Regions from separate parts of the Homo sapiens genome. Here region 2 is linked to region 1. The links are chromatin loops, found by intact Hi-C in ENCODE. Cell type or tissue: PC-3. All regions are shown on one strand. Links, peaks and the distances in the headings refer to the core of each region. The heading gives the core; the rest is flanking DNA. Region 1 has its middle 37 kb from the start of TEX13D. Region 2 overlaps SH2D1A (SH2 domain containing 1A).

Evidence for each region. Peaks named below come from ENCODE experiments on the same cell type or tissue, not always from the same donor. Only the 100,000 strongest peaks of a DNase experiment are listed, where the experiment ranks them.
Region 2: a loop joins it to region 1, with 1.9 times the contacts of the local background. A loop is called at or near these places in 5 of 110 quality-filtered maps.

The regions. Positions count from the first base shown.
Region 1 is chrX:124,286,281-124,304,319 of GRCh38, forward strand. No RefSeq gene overlaps it. Among named protein-coding and RNA genes, the nearest start is that of TEX13D, 37 kb to the right of the region's middle. In PC-3, for the core only: no CTCF peak of the experiment used is centred there; a DNase peak (open chromatin) is centred at 7,761; H3K27ac peaks cover 681 bases.
Region 2 is chrX:124,348,549-124,363,788 of GRCh38, forward strand. All of the region lies in intron 1 of SH2D1A (SH2 domain containing 1A), which reads left to right. Among named protein-coding and RNA genes, the nearest start is that of SH2D1A, 9.6 kb to the left of the region's middle. In PC-3, for the core only: no CTCF peak of the experiment used is centred there; no DNase peak of the experiment used is centred there; H3K27ac peaks cover 3,173 bases.

The DNA.
Region 1 (18,039 bases), core at 3,963-11,962:
CTTCTCCCACTTCTCATTTATTAACCACTCCTTTACTCTTTAACCTCCTGTAATCTTACCTCCATTCCCGGTACTGTATTGAAACCATTCAGGTCTACATGTCCAGTGACCTTTTTATTGCCCAGAGGATCTTTTCTCAGCTCTCATGGTCCTTGCTTTCTCTGTAATAATTGACACTGTTGATATCTTTAAATTCTCTCTTCTCTTGGCTTCTGGCACTGTGCACTCTCTTTTCTTGCTCTTCCATCTCTAACCAGTCCTGTCTCATGGTCCCCTAATTCTCATCTTCTTTAAAACCCCTTAAAGTTGAACATTTCTTCCCCCAGGTCCTGTCTTCAGCCTTTGCTCTTTTCTTTACCCACTCTTAGTAATTGAGTTCATTTCTGTGTCTTCGACTATGCACATGCCACCTGGGAAATTTCCTAGTAGTTACTATTACATGTTAGGTGATCAAGAAATGTTACTTCAATTTGGGCTTCAACTCTGTATGTCTGGGCTTGACAACTCCTAAGTCTCAGTTTTGAATTTCCAACTGACTTGAATGTTTTTGATGGGATATCCTTCTCACACCTCAAGTTCACCATGTGCACATCAGAACTCACCAACTTTCCTGCTCTCATTTCCTTCTTCCCAATTTCACTATTTCTATTAGTTGTAGCACTTTGTTCTGCCATAACTCAATGGTTCTGGTGTAAGACAATGTCTCATGGTGGGAGCTGTGGAGATTGACAATACCTGCTTTGTTTTACAGAGTGGATGTACCAGCAAGTTATTGTCATGCAAAAATATTGACCCAATATTGCCAGATATCAAGATTTTTCAGGAGAAGCTGGACATTAACAAAACATCTTTAATGTCAATTTTCAAATGTTTACAACTAATTCAGTTTTTAAAAAATTGAGTCCATCCTCTAGTGGATGCTGAGGTTGGAAAAAAAAGAAAGAAAAATGAGTCTAAAACAAAACCTATCTATGGGCTAATTTTGACCTATGGGCTACCAATTTGCAATCTCCATGCCAAAGAGTTTTCAGAATCATAAGTTGTTTTTTGTTTTTTTGTTTTGTTTTTGAGACAGAGTCTCACTCTGTCGCCCAAGCTGGAGTGAGGTGGCATTGGCTTACTGCAAACTCTGTCTCCCGGGTTCAAGCGATTCTCATGCCTCAGCCTCCCAAGTAGCTGGGATTATAGGTGCGACCATCACACCCGGCTCATTTTTGTAATTTTAGTAGAGATGGGGTTTCAGCATGTTGGCCAGGCTGGTCTTGAACTCCTAACCTCAGGTGATCCACTTGCCTTGGCCTCTCAAAATTCTGGGATTACGGGCGTGAACCACTGTGCCCGGCCAGAATAATAGTTTTAATACTTTTTTTCCTGTAGGTGTTTTAAATAATTGGCTTTATTTTATTTTGTCATAGAGCTTGCATTATTTTTCCTTTATATATATTATTAATTGATACATAATAATTGTGCATATTTATGGGGTATATAGTGATGTTTTGATACATATAATGTATAGTGATCAGATCAGGGTAATTGGCATCCCACCATCTCAAACATTTATTATTTCTTTGTGTGGGGAACATTCAATATTCTCCTTCTTGCTATTTTTAAATATAGAATAAATTATTGTTAACTGTAGTCATCCTACAATGGTATAGACTACTAGAACTTATTTCTCCTATCTAGCTATAATTTGTAATCCTTTCAGAGATCTCTCCCTTTCCTCCCTTCTGCCTACTCTTCTTGGCCTCTAGTATCCTTTGCTCTACTTTTTCCTTCTATGAGATCAACTTTTTTTAGTTTCCCCATACAAGCAAGAATATTTTCTTTATTAGTCCGTTTTCACACGGCTATAAAGAACACCTGAGTCTGGGTAATTTATAAAGAAAAGAGGTTTAATTGACTCACAGTTCCACATGGCTGGGGAGACCTCAGGAAACTTAAATCATGGCAGGAGGCAAAAGGGAAGCAAGGCATGTCTTACGTGGCAGCAGGCAAGAGAAAGGGGAGGAACTACCAAACACTTTTAAATCATCAGATCTCATGAGAACTCACTATCATAAGAACAGCATGGGTGAAACCACCCCCATGATCCAATCACTTCCCACCAGGCCCCTCCCTCGACATGTGGGGATTACAGTTTGAGATGAAATTTGCGTGGTGACACAGAGCCGAACCATATCACATGTGGTGTTTAACTTTCTGTTCCTAGTTTATTTCACTTAATGTCCTCCAGTTCCATCCACATTGTGAATGACAGGATTCCATTCCTTTTTTTTTTTTTTTTTTTGTGATATAGGGTGTTGCTCAGTTACCCAGGCTAGAGTACAGTGGCTCGATCACAACTCACTGTGGCCTTGACCTCCCAAGCCCAGGTGATTCTCCTGCCTCAGCCTCCTGAGTAGCTGTGACTACAAGTGTGCACCTCCATGCCTGGCTAATTTTTATATTTTTTGTAGAGATGTGTTTTTGCCATGTTGCCCAGGTTGTTCTTGAACTCCTGGGCTCAAGTGATCCTCCCACCTCAGCCTCCCAGAGTGCTGAGATTACAGGTGTGAGCCACTGCACCTGGCCCTAGGGTTTCATTATCTTTTATGGCTTAATAGTATTCCACTGTGCATATATACCACATTTTCTTTATCTACTCATCTGTTGTTGGACATCTAGGTTGATGCAATTTCCTGGCTATTGTGAATAATGCTGGAATAAACATAGTGCGGATGTCTCTTTAATCAGTTTTATTGATATATAATTTATGTAATATAAAATGCATATGGTTTAAATGTGTAAGTTAATGAAGTCTTTGTATGTATAACAAATGTATATGCCTATGTAATCACTACCCCAATCATGAACAGTATTTTCTTGTTCCTTTCTGGTAAATCTTTCCCTACCCACAGCTGCTGTTCCGATTTATGCTACCATAGTTTAGTTTTGCCTGTTACAGAACTTCATATAAATGGAAACAAACAGCATACACTCTTCTGTATCTGCCTTCTTTCACTCAGCATAATGTTTCTGAGATTCATTCATGTTATCGTGCATCTCTGTCATTTTTTAAATTGACATATAGTATTTCATTTTACAAATATACTACAATTTGTCTACTTAGTTTCTTGTTGATGGGTGTTTTGGGATTGTTTCCTATAGGAATTTTAAGTAAAAGTAGAGTTTAAAAAAATAACTATAAATACGCAGTTAAAAAACCTAGACATCACCGAGCAAATCCAGCTTTTGATTTTAGTTAGCTTTTGTTCAAGAGTAAGTTGCTTTTCTGTTCTACTCACTGCTGTTTTCTTTACCTTGGGTTTTTTCCACATCCCTGTCACCATTATCATTCATCATCCATTGTTACTGTAAACAATCCACCGGAGTTCACCGTAAATAGAGCAGGTGTGACCCTAGCAACCCCTCCTTCATTTGAGGTACTAGTTCCTGATGGCAGTGCTATCTGGTTATAACCTTTATAGGTCTATGTCATGCAGATCATATATCCTAATTAATTAATTGTGTTAGGAAACCTTACTAGTAAGAGAAATGCCTGTTTGCCATTCCTGGATATTCATGCTAGAAACCTTGTTTGAAGTATAAACAGGAAGGACCGTGAGTGAATTTATTACCACTCTTAGGTTAGCTAGTCTTGAGTAATTAGCCAGGAAATCTTTGTGAATATAAACCTGGAGATGAAATAGAAAATATGCCAGATATTGGGATATTTGATATATATATATTTATGAATTTCATATTCATTCAATAAGCATTTATATTTTGTTTGTTATGATTTTTCAAAAACAAATAATGTGACCAGGTACAGTGGCTCGCACCTGTAGCGCCAGCACTTTGGGAGGCCAAGGCAAGAAGATAGCTTGAGGTGAGGTGTTCAAGACCAGGCTGGGCAATGTAGCAAGACCTTGTCTCTAAAAAAACAACAATAATTAAAAAAAACACACTTCAGATACTGTTGAAACACCTTCCATACTATTTCATAATTCTATTTCCTTCTCCCATTCTTAATGAAGACCACTGTCCTGAATTTGATATGTAACATTTTCATGCATATATATGTGTGTGTGTATATATATATATATACATTTTTAATAAATACATATCCATGAATGATTTTTAGTAGTTTTCCCTTATCAAACATTATACAAATGGCATTATCTTGCATTTATTATTTTGTAGCTAGCTCTTTTGCTCAACCTTATGTCTGTGAAAGTTCTCATGCTGATACATATAGTTCTAATTCATTTTAATGTCTCTGTAGTATTCAACTGAATGAATGTGCCACAATTTATTCATCCATTCGCCTGTTGATTGTCACCTAGGTGGTTCCTAATTTGGTTATTACAAACAATGCAGCAATTATCATTTTTATGCTAGTCTACTTATATACACATGGAAGAGATTCTCTGGGTTTTTACCTAGAAGTGGAATTGCTAGGTTTTGGGATATGTGCACCCTGCCCATCCTCCCTACCAGATGTTTTCACAGCTTATTAACAATTATTTAACTTCAGTTTCTCTGAGAATTTATGAGTGCCTTGTAATAGAGTTTAGACTAAGTCAATATAACAGAGTTACAAAATACAGTGGTCCAAACAAAATAGAGTTAGTTTTCCCATGTATTACAGTCTAGAGTCCAGTTCAGGTAGGTGGCTTTTCTACATGAACGCAGGTTCCTTGTGTCATATAGCTCTGACATTCCCCAGGCAAAGTTCTGCAAACTACAGTCCTTAGGCCAAATCCTGCCTACCACTTGACTTTTTTACAGCCATGAGCTAAGAGTCATCTTTATATTTTTAAGTGGTTAAAAAAGAAACAGAAGAATATTTCATAATGCATGAAAACTATAAATTTCAGTGTTTAAAGTTCGATTGGAGCACTGCCATTCCTATTCATTTCCATATTGTCTAGGAGTGCTTTTGAATTACAGCATCAGTATTGAATAGTTGGGGCAGAGGCTATATTGCCCACAAAGCCTAAAATATTTATTATCTGGTCCTTTAAAGAAATAATTTGCTGACCCTTACCTTAGGATGTTGTCCATGTCTACATGGTTCAAGCTAGATAATCACCAAAACTTTATTCCAGCAATGGGATGGAGGAATGAGGAGTGGAGGACAGCCAATTTCCTTTTCAAAAGATTTAATCCTCTCTTGTCTCATTGGCCAGAACTTAGTTATCCTTTTCTTTTATTGTTCTAATTTCTTCAACTTTATTTTCCAGCTTCAGTTTCATTATATGTATATAATATGGTTTGGATCTGTGTCCCTGCCCAAATCTCATGTCGAATTGTAATACCCAAGGTTGGAGGAGGGGCCTGCAGGGAGGTGATTGGATCATGAGGGGGGACTTCCCCCTTGCTGTTCTCATGATAGTGAGTGAGTTCCCAGGAGATCTGGCTGTTTAAAAGTGTGTAGCAACTCCGCTTTCTCTCTCTTCCTCCTGCTCTGGCCATGTAAGACACGCCTGCTTCCCCTTCACCTTCTGCCATGATTATAAGTTTCCTGAGGCCTCCCCAGTCATGCTTCCTGTACAGCCTGTGGAACTATGAACCAATTAAACCTATTTTCTTTATAAACTACCCAGCCTCAGGTAGTTTTTATAGCAGTGCGAGAATGGACTAATACAGTACACACACACACACACACACACACACACACACAATTTGGATATATAATATATATATTCATTTATGCTATCCAGTTTTTAATTTCTAAGAGCCCTTCATTTTTCATTGTTTAAATGTTCCTTTTCTAGAACCCTGTTTTGTTTTTGCAGATGCTGTCTGTTTTCTTATCTCTATCTATCTTGATATTTAATGATATTTTAAGTCTTCCCCAAATAATCTCTTTCCTCCAAATTGCTTTTAAAAAATTTTTATTGTAAATAAAAACAGATGCAGAAAATAAACAAAACAAACATATATCGCTCAATGAAGGACTGTATGAAAACATCCTTGTAACCATCACCCAGATCACTAAACAGAATTTAGCCAGCTACCCCAGAAGCCCTTCCATGTTCTCCCTTCCAATTACAACTTCCTCATTCCCATTCTAAGGAACCACTATCCTGATTTTTGGTGTAATCACTATCTTATGTTTTAAAAATAGTCTGATTAAATCTGCACATTTTGATATATTTTTAATTAAAATCTGTTAGTTCACCCTTCAGATCTTTCTCTTCTTTACAATTTAGCTCTTGAACTCGGAGAATAATATCTGTAATTTCTCATAATCTGAGTTTTGCTAATTTCACATTTATGTGGAGTCCAACACATTTTTCTGTCCTTTGTGTTTTTGACAAATTGGCAGGTGGATCCAGAGACTGCATCAGACTCAGATTTGATTTCTTTGGCAAAATTATAGGTGGTGTTTGGCAAGACTATGGGAGGCAAATAGTGTCTGGTTGTCTATTTTTTTGTGATATGAACAGATATTAATGCTTAATGCCTATATTTATCAAGTCACAGAGGTTGTAAAGTTGTGGTATTTTAATTCTATAATATTTCCTACTCATTAGTTGAAATAGTTTTATATAGAACAATTATCCTCATCTACTATTGGGTTACCAACAGTACAGTTCATATGATTCAAACATATTAGATGGGTTTCTATCCTTTGTAATTTTTATTAGTTTGGCTAAGCTGGAATTACATTTTCCAGAATCCCCTTCCCTCCGTGGCACCAGGTGAGAGTTGGCCAAAAGAGAAATTTGTGCAAGATTTGGAAGACAGAAATGAAGTAGCTATTTCACTCTCTGAGGGTCGTTGTTACATGCAGCGAGAACTAGACATAGAGGTGCCTGCTGATTCCAGCTTATTCTTGCTTTTCTCCATTCAGAATTCAGCTCTTCTTCCCAATTGCCAGTAAGAGTGAGTAAACCCAGGCTAGTATTGCAGGTTGCCAGATAAAATGCAGGACACAGAGTTAAATTTGAATTTTAGATACACTATATTTATTAGTATAAGTATGGCCCATGCTCTATATACACATATGTGTATATATATATATGTTTTACATATGTGTGGTTTTACGCATATTTCACACTTATATAATTTACATACATATTTTACACACATTGTACATATACACTTATAGTATGTGTGTACATGCATGCATGTGCAAAATCTGGCTACCCTACCCTAGACCCACCACTAGATGCAGAGGGAAACAGCTTTCCAGGGACTTCTCTATCAGCAATCCTTTCCATTCCCACTCTGGTAACTGGATACGTCTGGCTGTTTAGTGACTTTCCTCTGATCTTCCAACTCTCTCTGGTCCTTACTTTCCCAGCCTCTTTCCCAATTATGTATGTTTGACCCTTGAATAACACATGTCTGAAATGTGTGGGTCCACTTATATGTGGATAATTTTCGGCCAAACACAGGGATGTCAAACACACTTATACAGAGGGCTGACTTTTCATGTATGTGGGTTTTACAGGGCTGACTGTGAAACTTGAGTATATATGGATTTTGGCATACACTGGGGATCCTGAAACTAATTCCATGCATATACCCAGGGATGACTGTAGTTTTATTACTATAACAAATATCTTCTTCCATCATACTCATAATGGTTCAGTTTTCCTGGCTAAATCCTCACTAATACAATCCTGCAAATACAACCAAGGCTTTCATGCCTTGTCCATAAGGTAGACTCTAAAATTTGAAAACCAAGTAAAACAGCATATATGTTTGCATGATTATTCAATTCTGAGTCATGTAATGTTGGGTCAAGAAATGCCAAGACAGTCAGTGTACTAAAATTACATTACATCCTCTATGGATCCTAGTGTTTTTTTTTTGTTTGTTTGTTTTTCTGAGACAATGTGTCACTCTGTTACCCAGGCTGGAGTGCAGATCAAGGCTCACTGCAGCCTCTATCTCCCAGGCTCAAGTGGTCTTTCTATCTTAGCCTCCTGAGTATCTGGGACCACAAGCATGCATCACAAAGCCAGGCTAATTTTTCTATTTTTTGTAGAGATGGGGATTTGCCATGTGATATGGTTTGGCTCCGTGTCCCCACCCAAATCTCATGTTAGGTTGTGATCCTCATGTTGGAGAAGCAGCCTGGTGGGAGGTGATTGGATCATGGAGGTGGACTTCCCCCTTGCTGTTCTCATAGTGAGTGAGTTCTCACAAGATCTGGCAGTTTAAAGATCTGTGGCACTTCCCCCTTGGTTCTCTCTCTCCTGCCAGTCATGTGAAGATGTACTTGCTTCCCCCTTTGCCCCCCTCCATGATTGTATGTTTTCTGAGGCCTCCCCAACCATGCCTCCTTTACAGCCTGTGAGTCAATGAAACTTTTTTTCTTCGTAAATTACCCAGTCTCAGGTAGTTCTTTATAGCAGCATGGGAACGGACTAATACACCATGTTGCCCAGGCTGGTTTTGAATTCCTGGGTTCCAGTGATCCTCCTACCTCAGACTTCCAAAGTGCTGGGATTATAAGAGTGAGCCTCTGCACCTGGCCTGGATCCTAGTCTTAAGGTGAAATGGATGTTCTCTATGTGGGTGTTTTATCGTATTTTCTTAAATCCATCAATCAAATAAAACCTGTTCTATTTCAGTTTGCTTGATGTTTGGATCACGATTTTCCTGCACATTTAAAAGCTTTTCCTGGAGTTTGCTTTTATTTATTTATCTCCTCATCCTTTACCCCTTTCTTTTGTCATTAGAGTTTTGGAAAAAAAAAAAGCCAGATGAAGTATTGGAGAGTATACAAAATCCAATTTGTTGTTACTTAAATATCTAAAGCATTGCAGCCCTGTTAGGATAGAAAATATTAAGAAGACAGAATCAGACAATCAAGTGGTGAAGCAACCTGGATGTGGGGTTGTAGACTCAAATTAGAAGGAAAAATTATGTAGTGTATAAGTTGAATTCAGTTTATTGTATTTGGGCTATGAGAGCACACCACTGGAAAATCTGAACATAAGGGTTTCTACTGGCATAATGACTATTAGAAAAAGCACTCAACTTTTCCATCCACATTGTAGAAGGTATTAGAATCTCAGGTCCGAGCCAAAAGCTCTGGTCAATAAACATGAAATCCTCTGTGATAGTGATCCCAATTTTGAGAAAGTATTATTACTTCCACAGTGGGTAGCTTTTTAATGTTGGGAAAGTTTAGAATTGTGTATAGACATCACTAAATAAGTGAAAATGAAAACACCAGTACTTTCATGTTAAGTTCAGAAATGGTGTTTTTGTAATCATTGAGGCAATTTGTACATGTGGTGTTTTAAACATTTGTAATGTTTAAGATAATTTGACGTATAAAAGTATCTATCAGATTAGTTTTATGATTCCAACTGAGTAATTGATTTTATACTTGTGTTTTCATCTTGAAAAGAATAAGAAAGCTCTAAGTTTCTAAGCAGTATTAGAATGTTCACACAGACTTAAAGATTCACCCATATTTATACATTTCATTTATTGTATTTACTAGAATTGTTTAAGTACTTGTTTAGTTGTTTAGTGCTTGCTAGGGTCATTTAAAGTATTTAAAAAGAAAATTAGATATATTAAATTTACAAATGCAGCTGAAAATGTTTAAGATAATTTAGTTAAGTTAGAAATTGGACTGACTAATAAGTAGAATAATATTTGTAAATTTAAATTAAAAGTTAAGGGAAAAGCTAGCTTTTAAATGTTCTAATTTAAACAAATTGAAATTAAACAAACCAATGTAATCATAGTCTTTGTGTGTGTGTGTGTGTATTTGTGTGTGTGTGTGTAGAAGTCACCTTTAATCACACCAAGAAACTTGCATTTTCAGTTTCTTCTAACTTTATTTAACTTTGTAATATCTTGAGATTTTTTTCCAAATCTGTCACTATGCCATTTATCCCATTGAAGTCACATTCCTTTTTTAGATTCTCTGTTTTCCTGTTCTGATCTGGTCTGGTTGTTCTTGAGGCCTGCTGCACAGCTGTAATACCAGAACTTCCCTCTCTTGCTTTCCTAAGATAAATCCACTGTTTTCTATATCAGATGACCAAGACTGCAAGTTGCCCTTCAATTTCCATTCTCCCCTTCTAAAATAGTAACAAATCCCCTAATTTTTAGATGAGCAAATAAAGATAAGTCCTGGCATTTCTTGCAGGTAGGTGTGACTATGTAACTAAGTTCTGGCCAGTGGAATACAAGTGGAAGTGACACTTGCAATTTCCAGATTGTGTCCTTCTTACCTGCTTCATCCTGTTGCCTGGAACATGGATGTATGTGAGGGTATACCAGCCTGGAACATGCATATGAGGGAAACAATTTGGGTAAGATAAAACAACAGGATGAAAGAAGCCCAGATTCCTGATACTGTGGATTCCTGGTCACTCATTCATGTTGTTTAATTAAACAAAATATTTCAACCCTTTCTTTTGAAATAATTTCTAACTTAAAAAATGCTGTAAAATACTACAATGAATTCTTATATATGTGAATGTCTTACACAACAAAAGCACAATTATCAAAATTAGGAAATTAATATTGATAAAACACTCTAATTTCATCAATGGAATTTATTCAGATTTCACCAATTGACCACTAATGTCATTTTCCTGGTCTAGAATACAATCCAGGACCACATGATGTATTTAGTTGTTAAGTCTACTTTAATGTGACAGTTCCTCAGTGTTTCATTGCCTTTCATGACCTAACACTTTAAAAGAGGACAGTCCAGTTATTTTGTAGAATGCCACTTTATTTGGGTTTGTCTGATATTTCTTCAGGATTAAATTCGGGTTATTTATGCATTTTGGATAGAAATGATGTTGAGTCCTCAGTACATCATATTAGGAGGCACATGATGTTACTTTGTCCCATTACTGGTAATGTTAGTTTTGATTGTGTAGTTAAGTTGCCCATGTATTTTTAAAGTTGTGTTAAAAATACAGCCGAATTCTACCAGATGTTCTACGAAGAACAGCTGGTACCATTCCTACTGAAACTATTCCAAAAAACTGAGGAGGAGGGACTCCTCCCTAACATATTCTATGAGGCCAGCAGCATCCTGATGCCAAAACCTGGCAGAGACCAACAAAAAAGAAAACTTTAGGCCAATATCCTTGATGAATATCAGTGCAAAAATCCTCAACAAAATACAGGCAAACTGAATCCAGTAGCACATTAAAAGCTCACTTACCACAATCAAGTAGGCTTTATCCCTGGGATGCAAGGTTGGTTCAACATATGAAAATCAATAAATGTGATTCATCACATAAATAGAACTAAAGACAAAAACCACATGATTACCTTAATAGACGCAGAAAAGGCTTTTGATAAAATTCAATATCCCTTCATGTTAAAAACTCTCAATAAGCTAGATATTGAAGGAATACACCACAAAATAATAATAGCTATCTATGACAAATCCATAGCCAACATCATACTGAATGGACAAATGCTGGAAGCATTCCCCTTGAAAGCTGGCACAAGACAATGTCCCTCTCTCACTACTCTTATTCAATATAGTATTGGAAGTCCTGGACAGAGCAATCAGGCAAGAGAAATGAATAAAGAACATCCATATAGAAAGCGAGGAAGTCAAAATATCACTGTTGGCAAATGACTTGATTCTGTATCTAGAATTCCCCATAGTCTCAGCCTAAAAGCTCCTTGATATGATAAACAAGTTCAGCAAACAGGATACAAAATCAATGTACAGAAATCACTAGCATTCCTATACACCAACAGAAGCCAAGCTGAGAGCCAAATCAGGAAGGTGATCCCATTCACAATTGCCACAAAAAGTATAAAATACCTAGGAATACAGGTAACTAGGGAGCTGAAAGATCTCTACAATGAGAATTACAGAACACTGCTGAAAGAAATCAGAGATGACACAAAGAAATGGCCAAACATTCCATGCTCATGGTTAGAAAGAAAAAATATCATTAAAATGGCCATACTACCCAAAGCAATTTATCAATTCAATGCCATTCCTGTCAAACAACCAATGACATTCTTCACAGAACTAGAAAAAATCATTTTCACATTCATATGGAACCAAAAATGATCCCAAATAGCCAAGGTAATCCTAAGCAAAAATAAAAAAAAACAACAACAAAAAAAAAAAACACAAAAAACAAACAAACAAAACGAAAACCAAAACAAAGGTGGAGACATCATGCTTCCCGACTTCAAACTATTCTACAGGGCTACAGTAACCAAAACAGCATGGTACTGGTACAAAAGCGACACGTAGACCAATGGAATAGAACAGAGAGCCCAGAAATAAGGCTGCACGTTTACAACCATCTAATCTTTGACAAAGCTGACAAAAACAAGCAATGGGGAAAGGACTCCCTATTCAAGAAGTCATGGCAGGATAACTGGCCAGCTATATGCAGAAGATTGAAACTGGACCCCTTCCTTATATCATACACAAAAATCAACTCAAGATGAATTGAAGACTTAAATGTAAAAGCCAAAAGTGTAAAAACTCTGGAGGACAACCTAGGTAATACCATTCTGGACATAGGAACAGGCAAAGATTTCATGATGAAGATGCCAAAAGCAATCACCACAAAAGCAAAAATTGACAAATAGGATCTAATTAAACTAAAGTACTTCTGCACAGCAAAAGAAACTATATAAACAGAGTAAACAGATAACCTACAGAATGGGAGAAAGTATTTGCAAACTATGCAACTGACAAAGGTCTAATATCCAGCATCTATAAGGAACTTAAATTTGAAAGAAAAAAAAAAACCCATGAAAAAGTAGGCAAAGGACATGAACAGACATTTTTCAAAAGAAGACATGCATGTGGCTGACAAGCATATGAAAAAATGCCCAATATCATTAGAACATTAAAGTAATGCAAATTAAAACCACAATGAGATACTGTCTGACACTGGTCAGAATGGCTATTATTAAAAAGTCAAAAAATAACAGATGCTACTGGGGTTGCAGAGAAAAGGGAACAATTATATGTTATTGGTGGGAGTGTAAATTAGTTCAGCCACTCTGGAATGCAGTGTGGTGATTCCTCAAAGACCTAACAGCAGAACTACCATTAGACCCAGCAATCTCATTACTGGATATATACCGAAAAGAGCATAAATTGTTCTACCATAAACACACATGCACGTGTATGTTCATCGCAGCACTATTCACAATAGCGAAGACATGGAATCAACCATCAGTGCCATATTGGATAAAGAAACTGTGGTACATATACACCATGGAATACTATGCAGCCATACATATACACCATGGAATACTATGCAGCCATAAAAAAGAATAAGACTATGACCTCTGCAGGAACATGGATGAAGCTGGAAGCCATTATCCTTAGCAAACTGATGCAGGAACAGGCAACCAAATACTGCATGTTCTCACTTATAAGTGGGAGCTAAATGATGAGAATTTATGAACACAAGGAAACAATAGATACTGGTGTCTACTTGAGGGTGGAGGGTGGGAGGAGGGAGAGGAGCAGAAAAGATAACTATTGGGTACTGGGCTTAATTCCTGGGTGATGATGACATAATCTGTACAACAAACCCCCATTATGAGTTTATGTATGTTACAAACCTTCCCATGTAACCCCATACCTAAAATAAAAGTTTAAAAAATTGTGTTAAAATGCATGCAACATAAAATTTGTCATTTGAGTATTCAAGTCAGTGATATTTGAGTACATTTGCAGTGTGCAGTCATCACTTTCATTTAGCCCCAGAACATTTTTATCACCTGAAATGGAAACCTCATGCCCATGAAAGCAGTCACTACCCATTCCTCACTTTCCCAAACCTTAGCCACCACTATTCTGTTTCTGTCTCTATGAACTTGCTTATTCTGAATATTTAATATAAATGGAAGAATACAATATATGGCCTTTTGTTTCTGGCTTCTTTCTCTCAGCATATTGTTTCAAAGTTCATCCATGTTGTTACATGTATCAGTACTTTATTGATTTTAGTAGTTGGATTATGTTTTATTGGGTGGTTATTGCACATCTTGTTTGTCCATTCATCAGCTAATGGATATTTGGGTTGTTACTTTTTGGCTATTACAAAAAAATTCTGCTCTGAAGATTTGTTACAAGTTTTTGTGTGAACATATGTTTTTAGTTCTCTTGGGTGTATACCTAGAAACGGAATTGCTGGGTTATATGATAATTCTGTGTCCAACGTTACTGAGGAACAACCAAATAGTTTTTCACAGTGGATGCACCATTTTCTTTCCCACCAGGGAATGAGTGAGGGTGCTAATTTCTCCATGTCCTTTTCCGTTTTTTGATTGTAGCCATTCTAGTGGGTGGGAAGTGGTATTTCATTGTGGTTTTGATTTGCATTTCCCTAATGACTAATGATGTTGAGCATCTTTCCTGTATGATTGGTAATCATATGCCTACTTTCGTTTCTGATTTTAGTGATTTCTATTTTCTCTCTTCTTTCTTAGTCAGTGTCGCTAAAGGTTTGTCCATTTTGTGGATCTTTTCAAAGAGCAAACTTTTGGTTTTATTGATTTACTTCATAGTTTTTTATATACTATTTCATTTATATCTGCCTTAAAATTTATTATTTCCTTGCATCTACTATTGTTTATTTGAGAGTGTGTGTTGTTTAATTTCTACGTTTTTTGTGTTATTGATTTTTAAGTTTATTTTATTGCACTCAGAGGAGGTATTTTGTATGGTTTTAATATTTTAACATTCATTGAGACTTATTTTGTAGCCTACCATATGGTTTATTCTGGAGAATACTCCACTTGCACTTGAGAAGAATATATAGTCTGCTATTTTTGCATGGATTATTCTATATAGGTTTGTTAGGTCTAGTTGGTTTATAGTGTTATCCTCTATATCTTTATCGATCTTTTGTCTACTTGTTCTATCCATGATTGGAAGGGGGATATTGAAAAGTTTATTATTGTACAACTATTTTTTTCTTCCATTCTGTTAATTTTTGCTTCATATATTTTGGGACTCTGATGTTAGGTACGTATACATTCATAATTGTCATACCTTATTGATAGGTTGACTCTTTTTATCAATATATAAAGTCCCTTTTTGTCTCATAATAATTTTTGACTTAAAGACTCTTTTGTCTGATATTTGTATAGCTACTGGAGCTCTCTTTTGGTTACTATTTACATGGAATATATTTTTTTGCATGGAATATCTTTTACTATCCTTTCACTTTCAGCCTAGTTATATCTTTGCATCTAAAGTAAATCTCTTACAGACAGCATATAGTTTGGGCCATGTGTTTCTTTCCATTCTCCCAACCTGTCTTTTAATTGCTAAGTATAATCCCTTTGCATGTAGTGTAATTACTGATGAGGAAGGACTTACTTCTGTCATTTTGCTATTTGTTTTCTATACATCTTATATCTTATTTGTTCCTCAACTCCTTCACTACTACCTTTTTTTTCTTTTTTTTTGAGACAGAGTTTCGCTCTGTTGCCCAGGCTGGAGTGCAGTGGCACCATCTCTGCTAACTGTAACCTCTGCCTCCTGGGTTCAAGTGATTCCCCTGCCTCAGCCTCCTGAGTAGCTGGGATTACAGGCACGTGCCGCCACGCCCGGCTAATTATTGCATTTTTAGTAGAAACAGGGTTTTACCATGTTTGTCAGGTTGGTCTCGAACTCCTGATCTCAGGTGATCCGCCCGCCTCGGCCTCCCAAAGTGCCAGGATTACAGGGGTGAGCCACTGTGCCCGGCCCATTACTGCCTTCTTGTGTGTTTAGTTGATTTTTTTAGTGTACCATTTTGATTACTTTCTCATTTCTTTTTCTGTATATTTCTCAGTTATCTTCTTAGTATTCCTAACAATAACAATTAATATGTTAAATTTATAAGAAACAAGTTTGAATTAATATTAACCTGGCTTCAATAGTATATAAAAAATGTATATATATATATATAATATATATATCTGCTCCCATATAGGACCATCCTTCCCTCTTTATGCAAATCGTGTCACAAATTACATCTTATACATTGTGTGCACATTAGCATAGATTTATAGTTATTGTTTTATGCATTTGTCTTTTAAATCACATAGGTAAAAAAGAGGCATTACAAACCAAAAATACAATAATATTAGATCTCCCCAGCTTTATTTTCATATAATTGAGAAATAAATATTATATATATTGAAGGTGTACAACATGCTTTTTTAATATATGTATTCTATATTTACCTATGTAGTGACATTTACCAGTATTCTTTATTTCTTCATAGGGCTTCAAGTTACTGTCCAGTGTGTGCTTTCATTTCAGGCTAAAGAACTCGTTTTAGTATTTCTTATAGGACAGGGATACAAGCAATGAACTTCCTCAGCTTTTGCGTATCTGAGAATATCTTAATTTCTACTTCATTTTTGAAGGATACTTTTGCCAAATACAGAATTATTGATTGACAAGTTATTTTTTTCTTTCAGCAGCACTTTAAATATTTCATAGTACTGCGTTCTGGGCTTTATGGTTTCTGAAGTGAAATTGGCCGTTAATCTTTTTGAGGATCCTTTGTGTGTAATGAATCACTTCTTGGTGATTTCAAGATTTTCTCTTTGTCTTTCAACAATTTGATTATTAAGTGTTTTGGTGAGTTTAAATGTTTTACTGAGTTTATCCTACTAGATATAAATTGAGTTTCTTGGATGTTTAGATTCATATATTTCATCTAATTTGGGGACTTGGGGCCATTATTTCTTCAAACTTTCTTTCTGTTCATTTCTGTTTTTTAAAATTTTAATGTATTTATTTATTTTGAGAGTGGGTTATGAGACTGGCTAATTATTATTATTATTATTATTATTATTATTATTTTGTTGTAGAGACAGAGTTTCATCATGTTGCACGGGCTGGTCTCAAACTCCTGGGCTCAAGCGATTCACCTGCCTTGGCCTCCCAAAGTGCTGGCATTACAGGCATGAGCCACCGTGCCCAGCCTGTTAATTTCTTTCTATTTTCTCCTTCTGAGACTCCTATTATGCCTAAGTTGACATACTGGATGATGTCCCACATGTCATTTAGGCTCTATTCATTTTTTTTTCATTCTTTTTTCCTTCTGTTCCTCAGACTGGATAATTTCAGTGGCTTATCTTCAATTTCTGTCATTCATTCTTTTGCCTGCTCAAATCTGCTGTCGAATGGTTCTAGTGAAATTTTTGTATTAGTTACTTTTCTTTTAGGCTCCAGAATTTCTATCTTGTTCCTTTTTTACAATTTCTTTTATTTTATTGGATTTATTATTTTATTCTCTATTTGGTAACATGGTGTTCTTTTGGTTTCCTTTAGTTCTTTGTCCATGGTTTTCTTTAGCTCCATGAGCATGTTTAACACACTTGATTTAAAGTCTTGTCTAATAAGTCCATTTTCCTGGATTCCCTCAGGAACAGTTTCTGTTGATCTCGTATTTTCCTCATAACAGACCATGCTTTCCTATTTCTTTGTACACTTTATTTTATTTTTTTTTAAATTAGAGATGGGGTCTTGCTATGTTGCTATGTGGGCTGGTCTCAAATTCCTGGCCTCAAGTGATTCTCCCATTTTGGCCTCCCAAAGTGCTGGAATTACAGGCATAAGACATAAGTTATAATTTTTTGTTGAAAACTAGACATTTTGAACATTATTTTGTGGTAACTCAGGAGATTAGATTCTCACCACTTCTCTTGAGTTTTTGTTGCTGCTTGCCTTATTTATGCTTATTTGTATAGTGCCTTTTCTAAACTAATTTTGTAAAGATGATATTCTTTGTTGTGTGTGATCACTGAAGTATGTGGTCCATTAGCTTGGTGGTCAGTTATTATTTTGACAGGGTTTCCTTAAATGCTTAGACCAGGAGAAAGAAAAATCTACTCTCAGTGTTGACATATTAGATCTGTGTTGGGGCACTCATTCATAGCTTAGCCACATTGCTTACAAGTCTACCTCAGCCTTCACTTCGTGCTTGTGCAGAGCCTAATGGTCATCCAGAGGTGAAAGCTTAGGGTCTTCTCTGGCTTTTTCTGTACATGTATCCATCCTTGGCTAGTCTTATGGTTTTCTCAATTTCTCAGTGTATCTAGGAGCTTTAA
Region 2 (15,240 bases), core at 2,706-10,705, 61 kb after region 1:
TGTTCAACTGTCTCCTCCCTCAGAGAGGACTTGCTTGACCACCTATCTAGAACAAGTGCCCTCTCCCTGTCCCTGATACACTCACTCCATCTCTTTATTTTTCTTCAAAGAGCTTTAAACTATCTGATAATTTGCTTGTTTACCTACTTATTGCTGGGCTGTCCTGCAAAAATATAATCTCCATGAGGGCGGAGATACTGTCTCCATCACCAGAAACACAGGAACACATAATAGGCACTCAGCAGATATTTTTGAATTAACAAACTGTCAAGGCAAATTCTGTTCTTTACTGCAATAAACGGAATGGCCATTGAGAGGTTAGGGTATGGACTCTGGGAAAGTCACTCAAATTCTCTGGGACTCAGTTTCCATATTTATAAAACAGGAATAGTAATGTGTATCCTACCTTCTGCAAAAGATTGCCTTAAGTACCTTATGCAAGAGAGAAGGGCAGCTTTAGACTTTTGCCTATGTAGGCCGGAACCACATGAGGAATTAACTTAGGCAGGTGAGAAATTATCAAGCATTTAAGTTTTCGCCCAAAGTGAATCTTGCATAAATGCAGTTTTTATGACTCTTAGTTCTCCATGAAAACCTCCTTGTGAAGTAGCGGAAAATACTAGACAAATTGGGAGTTCCCTTACGGTGTCTTTCAAATGGTACACTGGGGCCTCAAAGTCTTATGTGACTGTTAGGGTGATAGCCAGAATGTGCTGCAGAGGGAAGATATGAGGATACATTGCCTTTTATCAGTTTCTCAATGTTTTTGAGTTGAGTGTCCCTTTTGATAAATGTAAAAATTTCATTCCCTCTTTTTGGTGCTACACTGTAATTATAAAATCAGATTTTATTTAGAAATAAACCACGTACTCATTTTAAACCAGAACACTTATGATATGCAGTCGAAATAACAATATAAGTGGTATCATATACACATGGACAACAAGGTATAGCTGACAAACATGCATTGATTGTAGGGTTTACTCAGAATGGTTTCTCATTCTATCTTTTGTTTACTCCTATTAACCAAGAAGATTTAATTGAGCTATAGTTTTTATATTTTTATTGTAGAGATAATACATTTCATATGCCTTCAAACTGTACTTTAAACTGTACTTTCAAACGATGCTTGCCCTTTTCCCCAGTTCTGAACCTCCTAATCATGGCTTTCAGATATGGCCTTTTCTTCTGTTCTGATTTAGAAAATCGAAAATTGAACTGCTTCATAAAGCACTAAAGGAGTTTTCCATTTATAGGATTGCTCACCTTCATTTTAAGTAATAAGTATTTCTTTCAATTACTTTCTCTAAATAAATATAGATTTTTGTATAAGTCTATTAAAAATAGTTCCTTATACCTATTCATTATAGAAAATTTGAAACATATAGATAATAGAAATTAGAGAAAAATCATCTATAGTTTTATAACCTAAAGATGACTATTGCTAAAAATTAGGTGAATTTTCTTCTATATTTTAATAAGATGAATTGCTTTTTGAGCACGTGTGCTCTTACAATTGTATTCTTACGAGTGACGTATTTGACTACTAAAAAGTTTGATTTTTGTATGCGTCAAAAAAAGTAAGGGCAAACACCAAATGTTATATATTTATATATATATAAATATCTAATATATATAATATATAAATATATAATATAAAATATATAATATATAAATATATATTATATAATATTATATAATATATAATATATAAATATATATTATATATAATATTATATAATATATAATATATAAATATATATTATATATAATATTATATAATATATAATATATAAATATATATTATATATAATATTATATAATATATAATATATAAATATATATTATATACTATATATAATATATAAATATATATTATATACTATATATAATATATAAATATATATTATATACTATATATAATATATAAATATATATTATATACTATATATAATATATAAATATATATTATATACTATATATAATATATAATATATACTATATTATATATAGTATATTATATACTATATTATATAGTATAATATAGAATATATTATATATTGTATATAAGATAATATATTATATATTGTATATAAGATATAATATATTATATATTGTATATAAGATATAATATATTATATATTGTATATAAGATAATATATTATATATTGTATATAAGATATAATATATTATATATTGTATATAAGATATAATATATTATATATTGTATATAAGATATAATATATTATATATTGTATATAAGATATAATATATTATATATTGTATATAAGATATAATATATTATATATTGTATATAAGATATAATATATTATATATTGTATATAAGATATAATATATTATATATTGTATATAAGATATATTATATATTGTATATAAGATATAATATATTATATATTGTATATAAGATATAATATATTATATATATATTATAAATATGTATATTTTTATATATTATTATAAATATATATATTTTATATATATTATTATAAATATATATTTTTATATATATTATTATAAATATATATTTATATATATTTATATATAAATTTACATGTGTTAAAAATATGATTGTGTTCTTGTATTCTTACAATTGTATACGTTTCCCATTTCCCACTTAATATGAAAAAAATACACTCATATGTAATGTTCTTAGAGACAACTTTAAGATGTTATTTTTAATGGCTGCATGGTAGTCCAGCTAGCTAGTAAGTATACCATATTTTGCTTAGCCAGTCACCTACTTTTAGACATTTGACTCATTCCATATTTTTGTTATTATAAATTCCATCAGGATGTATATTTCAGTACATTAAAGTTTCCTTGCATTTATGATTATTTCCTTAGAATGAATTTCCAGTGTGGAATTTCTAGGTCAGAAAACATAAACAGCTTAGGATTCTTGATATATACATGATCATGAGATATTTTCCCTAAATGGTTATTCCAATTTACATGCTCACCTGTAATGCATCAGTGTCCATTTCACCACACCCTCACTAGAAGTGGGTATTGTAGTTAAGAAAATTTTCCCTTGACATTTGGCCTGTTATTCTTTATTTTATATTTACACTCTATCTCTTTATTTTCCACATTTTATATTCCTTTGGTTAGTGACTGTCATTTTATATGGTTGTTAAGCTGTTGTATTTCCTCCCATGATTTGGCTTTTTGTGTATTTTTCTCATTTAACCAGTTGAATCATACTTTTTTTAAACACACTCTATGTGTATATATATATATGTGCACTAATCCTTGATCTATTGCAAGGTATCCTTTCGAAGTTTGGTGTTTGCCCTTACTTTTTTGACACATACAAAAATCAAACTTTTTTAACACATTGTAAATTTATATATATACTAATCCTTGATCTGTTGCAAGGTATGTTTTCTAAGTTTGGTGTTTGCCCTTACTTTTTTTGACACATACAAAAATCAAACTTTTTAGTAGTCAAATACGTCACTCGTTTTCTTTGTGTTTGATTTCTTCCTTGGCTAGAAAGTCCTTTCCCCTTGAGATATGTCATAAAACTTCACTGCAGTTTTTGTTTTAAATTACGGTTTTGTTAGTTTACATTTACCTCTTTAATTCCATTTGGAGTTGTATTTTGATGTGGATAAAAGATCTAATTTGATTTTGTTTCCAGATAGCTAGCAATTGTCCTAATATAATTTATAAATACAACTTCCATTCTTCATTGATTTGCTAGCCGACTTTACCATATATTAAATTCTTATATATAACAGTTACTGTTTCTGGACTATCTATTTGTCTCAATTGATCCATTTATTCTTGCACTGATAGCACTATAGTATGATAATGTTTTAATATATTTTAAAAATTATTTGCTATTCTTATCTGTTGGTTCTTCAAAATGAAATCTAGAATCATTTTATTAAGTTAAAAAAAATTCATTGGACCAAATGTTTTAGCTCTCACATGCCAGTGAGAACACATGATATTTGTCTTTCTGTGCCTGGCTTATTTCACTTCACATAATGACTTCCAGTTCTATTTACATTTCTGCAAATAACAGGATTTCATTCTTTTTAATGGCCAGATAGTATTCAATTGTATATGCATAGCACATTTTCTTTATCCATTCATCTGTTGCTGGACTCTTCTATATCTTGGCTACTGTAAATAGTACTGTGATAAATGTATGGGCGCAAGTATCCCTTTGATATATTGATTTCCTTTCCTTTTGATAGATACCCTGTAGTGGGATTCCTCAATCATATGGAGATAGAGAGTAAAATGATAGTTACCAGAGGTTGGGAAGGGTGGAAGGCGATGAAGAGAGGTTGGCTAATGGGTACAAACAGACAGTTAGATAGAAGAAATAGGTTCTAGTGTTCAGTCGCACAGTACGGTGACTATAGTTAACAATATCTTATGTATTTTGAAATAGCTAGAAGAGAGTACTTGAAATGTTCTTACATATAGAAATGATAAATGTTTGAGGTGATAAATATCCTAAATATTCAAATCCCCTGATTTGATTATTACAATGCATACATGTGTTGAAACATCACACTGTACCCCATGAATATGTACAATTATTATGTATCAAAAATTTTTTTGAAAACACCATTGGGGTTACATTAAATTTATTAATAAACTAAGAATGAATTGTCATCTTTAAATAATTTAGTCTTCCCTTCCCATAACATAAGTCTCTCCATTTATAATTTTTTTGTTTATATCCATCAATCAAGTTTTATAGTTTTCTTTTTGTATGTCTTATACATTTTTTGTTATTTCGAGTTATTGTGTGTATGAATGTGTATGCTGATTTTTAAAAATCATAAATGGGATCTGTTTCCACTATATTTTCTGTTTCATAGGAAAGCTACTGATTTTATGTTCTGTTCTTGTATTTATCCAGTGTACTGAATGCTCTTATTAATGCAGATAGTTTTTTTTTTAAGTTTATTCCCTTTGTTTTTTTTAGATACATCAAGTTTCTTTTCACTGAGGTACATATGTTCTCTCACATTTCTTCCCTTCTCACCCTCAATGTAGACAGCCATTGGGAAAGTTCTGACTGCCCAGTGGGATTGATGGTGATAAGACGAGAACTAATTTAAAATATTTAAAATAATTAGCTCAAAAAATAGTTTATTTCCATAGTTGGCATCCTTCTGGACATATCTGCCTTTGTTTGCTACTTATCTGATGGAAGATTTGGAAGAAGAAATGCTGTTATAATTCTTTAGCTTCAAGGACACATAATGAAGTCATTTGACATGTATGTCTTTAGATAAATGCATAATTATCTTTTTGTCCTTTAAGTTTTAAAGGGACAACTGGGAATAAAGTGCCTGTCAAACAACTGAACTGGAGAAATGGGGGAGGAGCAGTGATGAAATAAAATTCCAGTTTATCAGTTGCAATAAAGGGGAACAGTGTGGCAAAGAACTTGAAATTATAACTTAACTTCATTTAGTGAGAAATTACAACTTGCATTTAGTTTTTGAATTCAATTGGATATGTGCCTTGGTGCCACATTTATCTTCATGATAACTTAGGCCACCAACATTATTTTCAATTTCCTGAATACAATCCAGTGGTAAAGTGAGCCTGAAAGCCAGCCTAGGATTGTTTGCCACATATAAACCACCGAATGGATAATTCACGGCAAATAAGCCAAGTACTGACTCTGGTTGACAATGTAAAATTAAAGTTGCAAGATTAGCCTGAAGATGTCATTTAGCTTAAGCAAAGGGGGAGTCTGGGTTGATCTCTTTCGGGCTCTCCCCACCTGGCCTCTTCCCTTCAGCTCCCTCCACTGCCCTCCTTCTCTCAGTGGACAGTTCTAGCTCCATGTCCAAGCAGATTCCCTCCCTTTTTGAGAATTGTGCTTTTGGAATTGTCTTAAAGACCAATTTGTTAATACATTCCCTCTAGTATAAGAGAGGGGCAGCACAGAATGGTGGTTAAGAGCCCAGATCTTCCAGCCAGATCTCTGGGTGTGCATCCCAGCTCTGACCCTTAACTAGCTATTTTCCCTTGGGCAGGTTACTTTAACTTTCTGTGTCTCAGGTTTCTTACCTGTAAAACGGCAGATGGTGATAATGAGAGTACTTACCTCACAGGGTTGTTATGATGATTATGACATGAGTTAATATTTGTAAAGTTAACATGTAATATGTGTTTTTTAATATGAATAAAAGCTCTATAAATAATTGTAATACAAAGTTAGAACATCATAAGTATACGTAAATAAAACTTGATATGGAAGTTCAGGGGAAGAAGTGGTTATATTTATTTTCATGACTCATCAAAATATCACATAGTTTTACCATCACACTTGAAGTTGAATGACTTTCAACTGTTTCAAAAATTAAAATTCTCTCTGAAAGAATAAAGTTTGGGCCATTGTAAGTTTGGAAAGCTCTTGAATCAGAGTATAGTCTCAAAAATAATGGCTTTGTGTAGGATACTATTCCTCTGGATATAAAAGTTCTGAAACGTTTGTTAAAAATCATTATAGTTGTGTCTTGAATTTTGTATGTAGCATTAGTTCGTATAGACGTAGAGGGCATAGGTACTGGCTTGCTTTATTTGAAATGTCATGAAGAAGTCAGATGTAGCTAAATGTTTTCTTTTGTGTAGTACTTGACGTGGTATAAAAAAGGAATTGATGTGGATTTGTCAGTTCTAAACCAGGATCTGTCCCCAACACTGACCCACTGAGAAAATAAGAAATAAGTCAGGTTGGTTGCTTCTTGCTTCTTGTCCATTTCTAACCTGGACACTTTTTTACAGTTAGGGACAACTTTTGATGAAATAAAGACAAATTTCAATATCAGCAGAGACTAGATTAACACATGCTTTATAGTAATTAAAATAAATTAAAGGCAATGATAAAACTCCACCGTTCTTTAACAATTATTCATGTTCTGATTTTTTTGGTGATACATTTTAAACTCTAGGATTATCAAAAAGTCCAAAAAAGCTTTAATGAGGGAAGGAAGTTAAAAGTACACTACATTGCTGGTTTGTCTGTATTAAGGGAGGGAGTCAGAGGAAATATAATCCTGAAGGGGATGTAACAATTTAAAAAAATGAATTACATTTTTATGAGTTGTGATTTGCTTAGGCTAGGTTTGTAAGGCTCCAAATTGTAATTCTGCTTGTTTTTCTTAAAAAATTAGTCACTTAAATAACTACATGAAAAAATAACATGCAAGAATGCATTTACGTTAGTTTAAATTTACTTCTAGTTTATATACACACAGGGACAGACAGTTTTGAATAGTTGTAATCAGAGTGGCATCCCCTTGTGCCCACTTTTTACACATACTGTCATTTTATTTTTTTATTTTTATTTTTTGTTTTGTGTGTGTTTTTTTTAATACTTTAAGTTCTAGGGTACATGTGCACAACGTGCAGGTTTGTTACATATGTATACATGTGCCATGTTGGTGTGCTGCACCCATTAACTCATCATTTACATTAGGTATATCTCCTAATGCTATCCCTCCCCCCACCCCAGGACAGGCCCCAGTGTGTGATGTTCCCCTTCCTGTGTCCAAGTGTTCTAATTGTTCAATTCCCACCTATGAGTGAGAACATGCAGTGTTTGGTTTTCTGTCCTTGCGATAGTTTGCTGAGAATGATCGTTTCCAGCTTCATCCATGTCCCTACAAAGGACATGAACTCATCCTTTTTTATGGCTGCATAGTATTCCATGGTGTATATGTGCCACATTTTCTTAATCCAGTCTATCATTGATGGACATTTGGGTTGGTTCCAAGTCTTTGCTATTACACATGCTATCATTTTATGTCAACATAGTCCACATACTTAAAGTTTTCTGGAAAACCTAAGACTCTAACATTTTTGAATTTTGGCATAAGATTTTATTTGTTTATTTATTTATTTATATTTTTTGAGACGGAGTCTCTCTCTGTCGCCCAGCCTGGAGTGCAGTGGTGTGATCTCAGCTCACTGCAACCCCTGCCTTCCAGGCTCAAGCGATTCTCCTGCCTCAGCCTCCTGTGTGGCTGGGATTACAGGTGCGTGCCACCACACCCAGCAGTTTTTTGTTTGTTTGTTTTGTATTTTTAGTAGAGACAGGGTTTCACCATGTTGGCCAGGCTGGTCTCGAACTCCTGACCTTGTGATCCACCCACTTCAGCCTCCCAGAGTGCTGGGATTACAGGCGTGAGCCATCGTGCCCAGCCAGCATTAACATTGTAAACCTTCACCTTTGACATAGAAAGTGTAATTTTGAACCATTGTTTCTGCTATAATTCCTTTATTTTTCCCTAATTTATATATTTATTTCTAAACTGGCAAAATTGTATATATGTATTGTGTATGACATGATGCTTTGAAATATGTATACATGTGTAATAGCTAAATTGGGATAATTAGCATATGCATTACCTCACATACTTACATTTTGTGATGAGAACACTTAAAATCTACTCTCTTAGCAACTTTCAAGAATACAATACATTGTTTTTAACTATAGTTGCCACGTTGTACAATAGATCTCTTGAACTTTTTCCTCCTAACCTAAATCTTTTATCCTTTGACCCAAATTTCCCAATCCCCACCCTGCACGCCCCTACGAGCCCCTGGTAGCCACCCACCATTCTACTCTTGGCTTGTATTAGTTCAACTTTTTAAGATCCCATGTATAACTGAAACTACGCGGTATTTGTTTCTCTGCGCATAGCTTATTTCACTTTACAAACTGTCCTCCATATTCATCCATGTTGTTGCAAATGACAAGATTTCCTTTGTGTTTAAGGCTGAATAGTATTCCATTGTGTATATACAACATATTTTCTTTATCCATTCATCTGTTGATAGACATGTAGGTTGATTGCATTATGTCTTGGCTATTGTGAATAATGCTGCAATATACATGAAAGTGCAGATTTCTCCTTGACATGATGATTTCATTTCCTTTTGATATATACCCAGCAGTGGGATTGCTGGATCATATGGTGGTTCTATCTTTAATTTTTTGAAGAACTTTCATACCGTTTTTTATAATGGCTGTACTAATTTATATTCCCACCAACAGTGTGCAAGGGTTCCCTTCTCTCTGCATCCTCTCTTGTTGTCTTGTTTTTGATAATAACCATCCTAACAGGTGTGAAATGATATCTCATTGTGGTTTCATTTGCATTTTTCTGATGATTAGTGAGGTTGAGCATTTTTTCACATACCTGTTGGTCATTTGTATATTTTCTTTTGAGAAATGTCTATTCTGGTCCTTTGCCCATTTTTATTTTATTTTATTTTTTTTGCAATGGTGTCTCGGTCTGTCGCCCAGGCTGGAGTGCAGTGGCGCGATCTTGGCTCGCTGCAAACTCCACCTCCCAGGTTCATGCCATTCTCCTGCCTCAGACTCCCGAGTAGCTGCCTTTGCCCATTTTTAAATGGGATTATTTGTTTTCTTTCTATTGAGTAATTTGAGTCTCTTATATATTTTGGATATTAACTCCTTATCATATGTATGGTTTGCAAATATATTCTCCCATTCTGTAGGTTGTCTCTTCACTCTGTTGTTTCCTTTGCTGTTCAGAAGCTTTTTAGTTTGTTGTAATCCCATTTATCTATTTCTGCTTTTGATGTCTGTGCTTTTGGGGTTATACCCAAAAACAATTCCCTTATTTTGAGCAATTATTCCTTATTTAGGGGTGCTTAGGTTAGTTCCATTTTTTTCACTATTAAAATAGGGCTAGTATGAAAATCTTTGTCAAATTGCGTTTTCCTCTTGACTTGTTTCCTTGGAGTGTATGAAGATAAGCAAGGTTATGCAGTCAAAAATATGTATGGTTTTATAGGTCTCGTTATATAACTTGCCAGTTTGAATAGCGATTTTCCATGGACAGGGACAGAGTATGTTTTGTTTGAAAAGGCATATTCAATATTTTAGTTTAATTTTATGTTACAAAATTACTGGTTTATAATAGAAGCTATAGAAAATAAAACTAAGAAATATTATTGGGGAAGAAAGGAAAAAATGGTTCAGAAACACTGTCCTGTGAAGACTGAAATGATTGACAAACCTTCAGCTTATACTAAAATAAAATTGCATTCTTAAAGCATAGACTGAATGACTACGGAGGAGGTGGCACAGAACTGCCCTGGGCAGGTGGAAGAAGCCAGGTTGACAACAGGGAAGTTGCCATCAATATTCCCAATGAGATGTGGGCATTCGCTTTACATTTTAATCAGTCCTTCTGTAACTTTAATGTTCATACAAATCACCTGGGCATCTTACTAAAATCCAGATTCTGATTTAACAGGTCTGGGTGGGGCCTGGAAGTCTACATTTCTAACAAGCTCCCAGGTGATGTTGATGCTGTTGTCCTGGGAATGCAATTTGAGTTGCACTGTTTTAGATCTCTTCCTTGTATGACATATTATAGTAAGAGTTGACTACAGGGGATCCTTGGTCAGTTACTTCAGTAACTTGAAAGTGAAAGATATAAACTGCTGGCCTATTTGAGGGGTGAAACAATTTTGCTCATTCAGAAATTGGAGGGGTTGTGGGGAGAAGGAAATTGTTAATATTAGATGAGTTAATCATGAGAAGTTTTATGTACCATTCACACCAGGTTGTTCAGAGACTGAAGGAGGTACGAAGTTTTGAAGTGGTACTCAGGTTCCTGCTACTTAACTGAAAGTGAGATAAGATCAGATTCGTTAGGAAACAATTCTCAAAACAGACTCATTTACTTTGACTAAATGCGTCTGAATGATAGTAGGGAGATAGAGTCATTGTATTTTTTAGAGACCCACTGTTTTAGAAAGTGGAAAACTTGTTGCTTACCATTCTGCTTATCTTGTTGCTGAGATTTTAAATAATGAATCTCCACATCACCCTTATGATACTGAATTATTGCCATTAATCATTTCTCATAGGGAAAATGGAACTAAGAACCTATGCTGTTTCACTGCTTCCATCTCCATTTTGCTATGTGGCTTTAAGAAAATCACTTAAAGGCTTATGTTGAGTTCCCATGGTGAAAAATGGAAATCAAAGCTCTTGCCTTGTTCCCCATAGAGTACTTGCTGAAGTTAGTGGGCTTTGAGGTAGATTTCAAGTGTTTAAAAAGACAAAAGACTTTAACATTGTAATATTGTATATTTATTCAGCATATTATATATAGGCATATATCAAGCTATTTTATATATGATCTAAATATTCTGGCAATCCTTCGTAAAAAATAAAACATCATATAATCCACATCAGTAGTTAAATTGACCTTTTGTTCAGTGTCACGAATCAAGTAAATCTGAATAGTGTGTTTCAGATTTGTTTTGGCCCTTTAGGTAATCAGTTCTGATGCATATTGATGAAAGATATAGTAATTTTTTTTTTTAGATGGAGTCTCACTCTTGTCGCCCAGGCTGGAGTGCAATGGTGCGATCTCAGCGCACCGTAACCTCTACCTCCTAGGTTCAAGTGATTCTCCTGCTCCAGCCTCCCGAGTAGCTGGGATTACAGGTGCCCACCACCACGCTAGGCTAATTTTTGTATTTTTAGTAGAAATGGGGTTTCACCATGTTGGCCAGGCTAGTCTCGAACTCCTGACCTCAGGTGATCTGCCCACCTCAGCCACCCAAAGTGCTGGGATTACAGGCGTGAGCCTAATTTAATTCACATATTTAAATACTTTTATTTCCAAAGGAGGTTAATGGTAAATGTGATCATCAAGTCAAGCATGACACTCTGCTTGTAAACACATTGATTTTAACCAGAGTTCAGTGCATGTCCTGGCTAGGTGTGGTGGCTCACACCTGTAATCCTACTACTTTGGGAGGCCTAGGTGGGAGGATAGCTTGAGGCCAGGAGTTCAAGACCGTCGTGGTCAACAGAGCAAGACCCTGTCTCTGCAAAAACTAAAAAAAAAAAAAAAAAAAAAAAAAAATTAGCTAGGCACAGCAGTGTGCAACTGTAGTGGCAGCTACTCAGGAGGCTAAGGCAGGAGGGCAAGGCTGCAGTAAGCTATGATCACCCTACTGTACTCCAGCCTGGGTGACAGAGCAAGACACCATTAAAAAAAAAAAAAAAAAAAAAAAAGCATGTGTCCTAACCAAAAGATCTCTATTGACCCAAACTTGTGCCCAAGAATAGCAATCAGAAAATTTATGAAATGAATGATTTAGATTCACATTCAATTGATTCACAATTGATTTTGATTCACATTCAAAAACTGAAACAATTCATTATAAAGTTTACCTTACTGTTTTATGAGGTAAAATTTTATTAGGCAAATTAAGTAGGATTACTATATATACTAAAATATAACAAATAATCTATATCCAGTACAGTGTGGGGATCAGGAACTGGGGATCTAGAATCAAATGGGCCTGATTCAAATCCCATTTTTGCTTCTTAATCTCTAGACTGATTTTGGTTACTTAACATCTCAAAGTCTCAGTTTCCCCATCTATAAAATAAATATTACAACATAAACCTAATAGGATTTTTGTGGGGTCCAAAGGAGATAATGCATGTGCTAGAAACTTAACTTTTTATCCTCCTAAATTCACACGTTTAAACCCTTACCTCCAATATGCTTGTATTTGGAGATAGGACCTCTAGGAGGTAATTAATGATAAATGAGATCATAAGGATGGGGCTGTAATCTGATAAATTTGGTGACCTTATGAGAAGAGGAAGAATGCATGTACAAAGAAGAGGTCATATGAGCACACAGCAAGAAGGCGGCTGTCTACAAGCCAAGAGAAGAGGCTTCAGAATGAAACATACCTTACCAGCACCTTGATCTTGGACTTCCCAGTCTCCAGAATTGTGAGAAATAAATTTCTGTTGTTTAAGCCACCCTGTCTATGGTATCTTGTTATGGCAGCCTGAACAGACCAATACAGATTTTGGTACTGAGAGGAGGAGTATTGCTGTAACAAATACCTAAAAATGTGGAAGTGGCCTTAGAACTAGGTAATGAGTAGAGGCTGGAGGAGTTTTAAGGTGTATGCTAGAAAAAAGCATAGACGGCTGTGAACAGAATGTTGGTAGAACTATGGATGTTGCAGGTTATTCTGATGAGGTCTCAGATGGAAATCAGCAACATGTTACTGCAAAATGGGAGAAAGGTGTTCCTTGTTATAAATGGTAAAGAACTTGACTGAACTGTGTTCTAGTATTTTGTGGAAGGTGGAATTTGTTGAGTAAAAAAATTGACTTTTTATCTGAGGAGATTTCTGAGCAAAAAGTTGAAGGAGTGGCTCAGTCCCTCCTGACTGCTTATGGTAAAATACAAAAGGAGAGAGATGAATTGAAGAAGGAATTGTTAAGCAAAAGGGAACTGGAACTTAAACATTTGGAAAATTCTGAGCCTTTATGTATTGCAATAAATGAGGAAGCTTGTTCTGGAGACAACACTAAGGGTGTGGCTGGACTATCTGTCACTACTTAAGATTACTTATGATGTTAACCAGCCATCTGAGCAGAAGTCAGGAATAGAGTTTGGAAAAAAGCAGCAGAAATATTACCAGTTTGGACCAAAGAGAACAGGACAGTATGGTATAGTTATTTGGCTGCAAACATGGTTTATCTTTCAAGAAAAGGGAAGAACGACCCTGAGGGTGATTCAGAGATAACCAGGGCTGCCATTCCTACTATAGGCCCAAAGTGCACAGGCCTGGAGGGTAAGGCTGCCTCTACCTTGGTTTCAAAAAGTGAGACTGACATCCAACAGAGCCACATAGGTGGGGCCATCACCCTAGCCAAAGGATGTGGCCACCTTACAGAGCTGTGGGGGTGATGCTGCTTTTCCAGTGAACCTGAAGGGCAGAATATTGAATCGAAGAGGATTATTCTTGAGCCTTAAGAGCTAATGGAGTTTGCCTTGCTAGGTTTTGGACTTGCTTGGGACCTGTGACCCCTTTATTTCTTCCAATTTCTCCCTTTTGGAATGGGAATGTCTATCCTCTTCCTGTAGCACCATTATATTTTGGAAGCACATAGCTTGTCTGGTTTCATAGTTTCACAGCTGAAAATAAATTTTGCCTCAAGATGAATAATACTGCTAGTCTCACCCACATCTAATTTTATTTAGATGAGACTTTGGACTTTAGATTTTAAGTTGATGCTAGAATGAGTTAATTTCTTTTGAGGCCGTTGGGATGGTATAAGTGTGAGAAGGACATGAGTTTTGGGGGTCGAGAGTGGAATGATATAGACTGAATTGTGTTCCCCCATAATATGTTTAAGCTCTAACTTCCAACATGACTGTAATTGGAGATAGGGGGTAATTAAGGTTAAATGAGTTAAATCATAAGGGTGGGGCTCTAATCTGATAGGATAATCATAAGTGTGGGGCTCCAATCTGATAGGATTGGGGGCCTTATTACAACAGAAAAGGCTGTCTGAGTACACAGCAAGAGGTCAGCTACTCACAAGGCAAGAGAAGAGGGCTCAAAATGAAACTTATGTTGCTGGCACCTCGATCTTGGACTTTCCAGCCTCCAGAACTGTGAGAAAGTAAATTTCTTTTATTTATGCCATTCAAGGTATGGTATTTTGTTATGGCAGCCAAGCAGACTAATACAGCAAGTAAAACTCTTGGCATGTAGTAGAAATCAATTAGACAAATATACAATATAGATATAAACTGAGTAATGGGAAGGAATGTTTACCCCATTTAAAAGGATAAGCTGCTTTTAGGAAAATAAAGTTACAACTAAGGCACTTTGGAGATAGTCCTAGTTTACAGAATTTTAGAGTTGCTCTTCCACAAAAGTATAATTTAAAACAAGCAGCACTTGTTTTTAATTCATATATTTTTTACTATTACTTCATTTATAATATATTATAGGGTAATATAGTAATACAGTCATGTGCAATATAGCAACATTTTCCTTAACGACGAACAGCATATACAATGGTGGTCCCATAAGATTATAATGGAGCTGAAAAATTCCTACCACCTACTGATGTTGTAGCCATTGTAATGCCACAGCACAATGAATTACTTATGTATTTGTGATGACACTGGTATAAACAAACCGACTGTGCTGTCAGCTGTATAATAGTATAGCACAGGCCAGGTGTGATGGCTCGCACCTATAATCCCAGCACTGTGGGAGGCTGAGGTGGGTGGATCACCTGAGGTCAGGAGTTCAAGACCAGCCTGACCAATATGGTGAAATTCTGTCTCTACTAAAAATACAAAAATTAGCCAGCCATGGTGGCATGCACCTGTAGCCTCAGCTACTCGG